2 separate regions of the Homo sapiens genome follow, and region 2 is linked to region 1. Evidence: read pairs that join two places in POLR2A ChIA-PET (ENCODE). Cell type or tissue: MCF 10A. All regions are shown on one strand. Each heading gives the region's core, and the rest is flanking DNA. Links, peaks and the distances in the headings are about the cores only. Region 1 holds the start of LOC124904549 (a long non-coding RNA gene). Region 2 holds the start of LOC124904550 (a long non-coding RNA gene).

What was found. ChIA-PET counts read pairs that join two places held together with the same protein. Peaks named below come from ENCODE experiments on the same cell type or tissue, not always from the same donor. Only the 100,000 strongest peaks of a DNase experiment are listed, where the experiment ranks them.
Region 2: POLR2A ChIA-PET joins it to region 1 with 5 read pairs; 2 of 35 experiments call an interaction of 5 or more read pairs at or near these places.

What each region holds. Positions count from the first base shown.
Region 1 is chr1:232,025,393-232,028,302 of GRCh38, forward strand. It overlaps DISC1 (DISC1 scaffold protein), which reads left to right. Exons shown (of 13, transcript NM_018662.3): 12 at 1,043-1,160. TSNAX-DISC1 (TSNAX-DISC1 readthrough (NMD candidate)) reads left to right here. Exons shown (of 16, transcript NR_028393.1): 15 at 1,043-1,160. LOC124904549 (a long non-coding RNA gene) reads left to right here and starts at 1,174. Exons shown (of 2, transcript XR_007066941.1): 1 at 1,174-2,910. In MCF 10A, for the core only: no CTCF peak of the experiment used is centred there; no DNase peak of the experiment used is centred there.
Region 2 is chr1:232,259,524-232,262,433 of GRCh38, forward strand. LOC124904550 (a long non-coding RNA gene) reads left to right here and starts at 1,509. Exons shown (of 2, transcript XR_007066942.1): 1 at 1,509-1,681. In MCF 10A, for the core only: no CTCF peak of the experiment used is centred there; a DNase peak (open chromatin) is centred at 1,518.

The sequences.
Region 1 (2,910 bases), core at 197-2,696:
GGTGGTTTCGTGCAGGAAAGTGACATAAAGAAGGCCCTTTTCTGGCTCATAGAAATAAGTTTGAAGGGAAAAAGTGAGAGAAGGAAGGAGCTCTAAGACTTAATTGTTCATTCATCAAATCGATCAATACTACGTGCCTGTCATGTGCCAGATACTATGCCAGGGGCTCTAGGGATAGCAGCAAAAAGACATCATCATCCTGCTCTTTTTTTTTTTTTTTTTGAGACGGAGTCTCGCTCTGTCGCCCAGGCTGGAGTGCAGTGGTGCAATCTCGGCTCACTGCAAGCTCCGCCTCCTGGGTTCACGCCATTCTCCTGCCTCAGCCTCCCAAGTAGCTGGGACTACAGGCGCCCGCCACTACGCCCGGCTAATTTTTTGTATTCTTAGTAAAGACAGGGTTTCACCGTGTTAGCCAGGATGGTCTTGATCTCCTGACCTCGTGATCCGCCCGCTTCGGCCTCCCAAAGTGCTGCATCATCCTGCTCTTATGCGGCTTAAGCTCCCATGTATGGTGGTGGTAGCGGCGGCTCTATATGCAGTATACACCTCATGGCACTTAAATTCTAGCATTCAGGGACTGTGGTCAGTGTGTAAACAAATGTTCAGTGCCCTAGTCAATTCCTGTGTCCTTAAAGGAATATTCCCTTTGTCCTTACAGGTTAGCCCAGTTGCTCCTGTGACCCCTCTCCCCACTTTTTTTAGAATCCCTATTAAATTTTGAATTTGCCCATTGATACAGCTGGAAGATTCAGGGTTTCTGTTTGATAAATCCACTTCGGGACTTGACATACTGGAAGCAGCACTTTGAAATGACCAGACAAGGGAGGTGGCCTGTGGAACTGCATAGACAAAGCTCATTCTTTGGTCATAACTTGAAATCAGTTCACAACTTCTCAAGTTTGATACCCAGGGGAGACACAGGCCCTAGCACAATTCTGACTGAGGTGCAGAAACTGGGAGAGCTCTTTCCAGGAAGCTTCCCTTTGTGTTCTGTCTGTGTCCACGGCACTAACAAGTGATCTTGTTTTCCCCCTCTCGCCAGGAATCTTACATCCTTTCTGCAGAACTTGGAGAAAAGTGTGAAGACATAGGCAAGAAGCTATTGTACTTGGAAGATCAACTTCACACAGCAATCCACAGTCATGATGAAGATCTCATTCATATCCTTTTCATCTTGCAGATGAAGCAAGGCAAAGTTATTTTATAAAAGAGAGTCTTTAAAGGGTAGTTTTTCATGCCTCAGAAGATGGCAACAAATAGATGCTGCCGTTATTTATAGCACAGAGCACCTCAGATCTCTGAGATTATCAGGTATGAAATGTTTTCGCTCTAGTTTTCAGTAAGCAATTCAGTATTTTTTTTCTTTTTTCTTTTTTTTTTTTTTTTTTTTTTGATGCCTTGGCTGGAGTGCAATGGTGTGATCTCAGCTCACTGCAGCCTCCACCTCCTGGGTTCAAACGGTTCTCCTGCCTCAGCCTCCTGAGTAGCTGGGATTACAGGTGCCCGCCAGCACGCCCAGCTAATTTTTTTGTATTTTTAGTAGAGAGAGGGTTTTGCCATGTTTGCCAGGCTGGTCTAGAACTCCTGACCTCAAGTGATCCGCCCGCCTTGGCCTCCCAAAGTGCTGGGATTACAGGCTTGGGCCACCGCATCCGGCCGCAATTCAGTATTTTTAATTGCTAAATCCAACCACTAACAATTAAGTTCAGACATGCACACGAGGAAGCCAAAGAAAATGCAGTTTCAAGTGAGTGTAAATCCAGCTCTGTGTGGCCCTGGTGAAGGAAAACAGTTGACTGGCTCGTTTTCCTACGAGCTTTTTCAATACCAAGCGTCCTAAATCCACCTCTGAATTTCTTTATCTAGCAACTCTACCTAGTAATGGGCAGTACAGTAACAAAGCAAACAGGACTTTAGATTATTTCCTTTCAACTTCTAACCATATACACATGGTTGAACTCAATTTAGTCCTTTCTGCTTCCCGGTGATAGAATTTCTTGCACCAGACTTAATATCCTTGGTGTCACACCTACAAACACCTTCATCAAAACTAGCTGCTAGTGAGCAAGATGGCCTGAGAACATACTGGCTTAGGTATGCATCCGTATGAAGCACTCCATTCTGTGTTGATCTGTGGACGCAGTTTGTCACTGGTTAGTTCTGCTGAGAGCAAATGGGTGGGTACCCAGTGGATGAAGGGATATGCAGCCCTATATCCTTTCAGTTATTTAATCACAAGTTGACACTTCTCTAGCTAAAAACACTTCCCTATTCATTCATCTTTCTATTCAGTAGAATGTCTTTTATTAGATGCGTTTGTGGCAAATTTAGCTATTTTGGTCTTTGCTTGTCATTGCTGTCTTACTTTTTAGAATTCCAGTTTTTACCATACTTTATGGGCTGTGTGTGTGTGTGTGTGTGTGTGTGTGTGTGTGTGTATAAGTAGCTTTGAATGGCCAAGGATTAATCTTAGTCATAAATACTCAGATCTGTGATTTAATGATAGAGCCAATGCTACACTTCCTTCCTTGTTATAACTTTACATTTTTGACCTTGTTTATTAAGCTGGGCAGAAAATTTCTTCAACTTAATCTGCAATGATTTTCACATTGCTTTAGGTAGATTTTGAAAAGCAGATATTCTGTTCTTCATAATTTCCTGCCTCTTAAAAATCTTGTATTTAAGCTATTATCAGAAAGTTTCCCAAAGAAGCATACAAACATAGAATAAGGATGGCGTTTTTATTTATTCCATGTTCATGGGATCACAAATCTTTGAGCACGTGTAAGGGGGTATGGCTTCCAGCAAATGGGCAGGTGATGGGGCACAGAGGAGGAGTCCGCTGCAGAGAGTCAATGGATATGAAGGGGTTCCCGTTCCCCAGCTCAGCAGATGGGCAGTTCCTAAGTG
Region 2 (2,910 bases), core at 193-2,692, 230 kb after region 1:
CCTTTTGTGGCACCTGGGACTTTCCCAGCACTAAGGGTCCTATGTCCCAGGAAACCATCAGTCCTGGGCAACCAGGATGGTTAGTCACCTGAAGTGAAGTAAGTAGGAAGCAAGAACAGCCATCAATGAGATTGGGTAAGGCTGCCGCGTCCGTCCCTGTAATCCCAGCTACTTTGGAGTTTGAGGCAGGAGGATCACTTAAGCCCAGGCGCTTGAGACCAGCCTGGGCAACAGCAAGACACCCATCTCAAAGGAAAAAAAATGATTGGGGAAGGAGGTGCTGGGGATTTTTTTGGTAGCAAAGTGAACCTGGGGAGGCACCTCCAACTGGGCCACACAAGTTACCCAATCCCAAGAGAGCACGAGAGAATGGAGAGAAGTGGTCTTTTCCTTATGGTTTTTAAGCTTCTGATCAAAACAATCTGTCGTGAGAGAAAATCTTTAGCAACAAAGGCTTTGAGCTCATGAGGGAAAAACCCCAACTAATGCCCAAAAAGAAATAAAATAGGAGTCTTAGCTGATAGCCAGTGAAAAGAGAAAAATTCAAAATATTATCCACATCACCTACCCTATCTCTGCAGTTAATGGAAAATCACATCGTCTGTGAGCTTTTTGGAAAGAGGTTCACTAGATAAGACCGTCTGAAAAAAATCTGCCATAGAGAACTATTGACCATACCATTTGTTTTTCTTCTATTCTCTGGCTGTGATTGTAAACTTTGCTTGCTTGATAAGAACCTTTCATGTGAAGGAGCTATAGATAATATCCTCCTAGGTCCCGGGCTTATGCTCAAATGATAAATCATGTCAAGATAAGGAAATCATTTGGTTCTTTAAAGTTGAAAAGAAGATGTGATTAAAAATGTTATTTTGTGGCTATATGGGATGGTTTCCTATAATCAGTTACCCAAAATAAACCATATTATTTAGCGACTGTCTGCAGAAAGACAACCTAACAGATGTTTAAGACAATGAAAGAAAGCTGAAAATATCTCAAATATAGAAGTGCTTTTTTTTTAAAAAAATATGTGTATTGATTTTGGAGTGAGGGAGTGAGAGACATATGTTTATATATTTCTCGTTCCCTCACTAGCCTGATATTGCTTTTATGGGACAGGTTTTTTTTTCCTACATAAGATAGAAACTGATGCTGTGAACACTTCAAGTCTAGGAGAAAAAAATGTGAGTTGAAGCTATGTATGATCAGGATTTTGAACTGTAAGATATGTGGCTTGTGTGGAAATCTCTGAAGTCTATGAGATCACAAAGTGGAAGTCACAGGTAAACTGTGTCTGAGGAAGGTGCAGAGAAGGAAAGGAGAAAAAACTGCGCACGTTTGGAGTCACAGGTATTTTTGTTGCAATTTCACCATAGAATATAAGGCAGGGGGTTTCTTTTATGGATGAGAGCAGTAATCCACAAATATGACACCTTTTTTCCCACCCTCCCCCAGCCTGCTTACCCAACTCACTCACACTTCCTGTCTACCCCAAATAACCCGTACTTCTTGTCTATCCAAGACATCCAGTGCCTTAGGGCTCAGGGCTGAGACAGAGCGCGTGCCAACTGCACCTGCGCGGGGACTGAGTTCTCGGAGAAGGGACCCAATAGGTAAATGACTCCAGAAGGTCTTCTCCCAGCAGCCAGAATAAGACAGGAAATGAAGCCGCTTTATTGACAAGGTAAGGGAGCCAAGGCTGGGCCAGGTCTAGAATCGGGAAATGGGGGCATTTTCTACCGAGCAGACAGCCTTTGCTTCTCCCTCACAGCCAGGTGTCATATTTGTGGATTACTGCTCTCATTACTACTTCACTCACGAGAATCAGGCAGTTGGCAGCTGAGAGTCCTGGCCAGGGTTTCTCCCAGTTTTCCTCAAAAGCACCAGGGAGGATCAAGGGTCTGGGGTAGACCTGCTTTAGAAGCCTCAGGTGCGAGCCCTGAATTCGTGTGTCCTGAGCTGAGGACAAGTTTTTTGGTTCACTAGAGAGCATTCTCTGGTGGTGACTGAAGAATTCTCTGTCTGTGTTCTTTCCTGGTTTATTCTCCTGATATAAAATCCCAGGCTGTGCTAACAGCTTCACAAGGGGGGAGTTTCTGAAGAGCCCCAGATAGCACATTAAATAGGAATCTGTTGTGTGCTGGTCCCTGTTCTAGTCCTGCACATGAAGCAACTCCCAGCTTTGGGGCAGCAGGGAACATGTACACACTTACCTGTGGCCACAGAGGGTGGGCAGTGGATGCTAAGAGTGGCCAGCCACTCATGCAGGTAGGAGGCCAAGGCAGAAGGTCCTGGTTCTGAACCTGGAAGGAAGCAAATTCTAAGCATGAGAGAGGGGAAGCCAGCAGGGGAGGCACCAGGGCTTCCCCTCCTCCCGCTGAAGGGTTTTGAGTCCTATATTTTGCGGAGCGTCTTTCTCTCCTGGCTTTTCTGCTCCCTCCCTTCTCTCCCCTCACCGGCTTTTTACCCCTATCTAATTCTGAGCCCCATGGCAGACAAGAGGATCTGCAAGTGTGCGGGAGAGTGTGCATATTGGTGAGATGTGGGCATTGGTGAGATGTGGGCATTTGGAAGGAGAAGAACCTTCAGAATTATTTGGGGGAAAGGAAGGAGGTTTCCATTCTGGGTTCTTTCTTTACTTTTCTTTTTTTAGAGACAAGGTCTTGCTCTATCACCAAGGCTGGAGTGCGGTGGCACTATCATGCCTCACTGTTACCTCCCATTTCTGGGTTCAAGTGAGCCTCCTACCTCAGCCTCCTGAGTAGCTGGAACTAGAGGTACATGCCACCATGTCTGGATAATTTTTAATTTTTTTGTAGCTATATGCTGGTGCCACTGTCCTTTGTCTGCTACCCCAAAGCTATGCCTGGTTCATTGTGACAACATTGTAGCACAGGAAGAAAAAACAATATA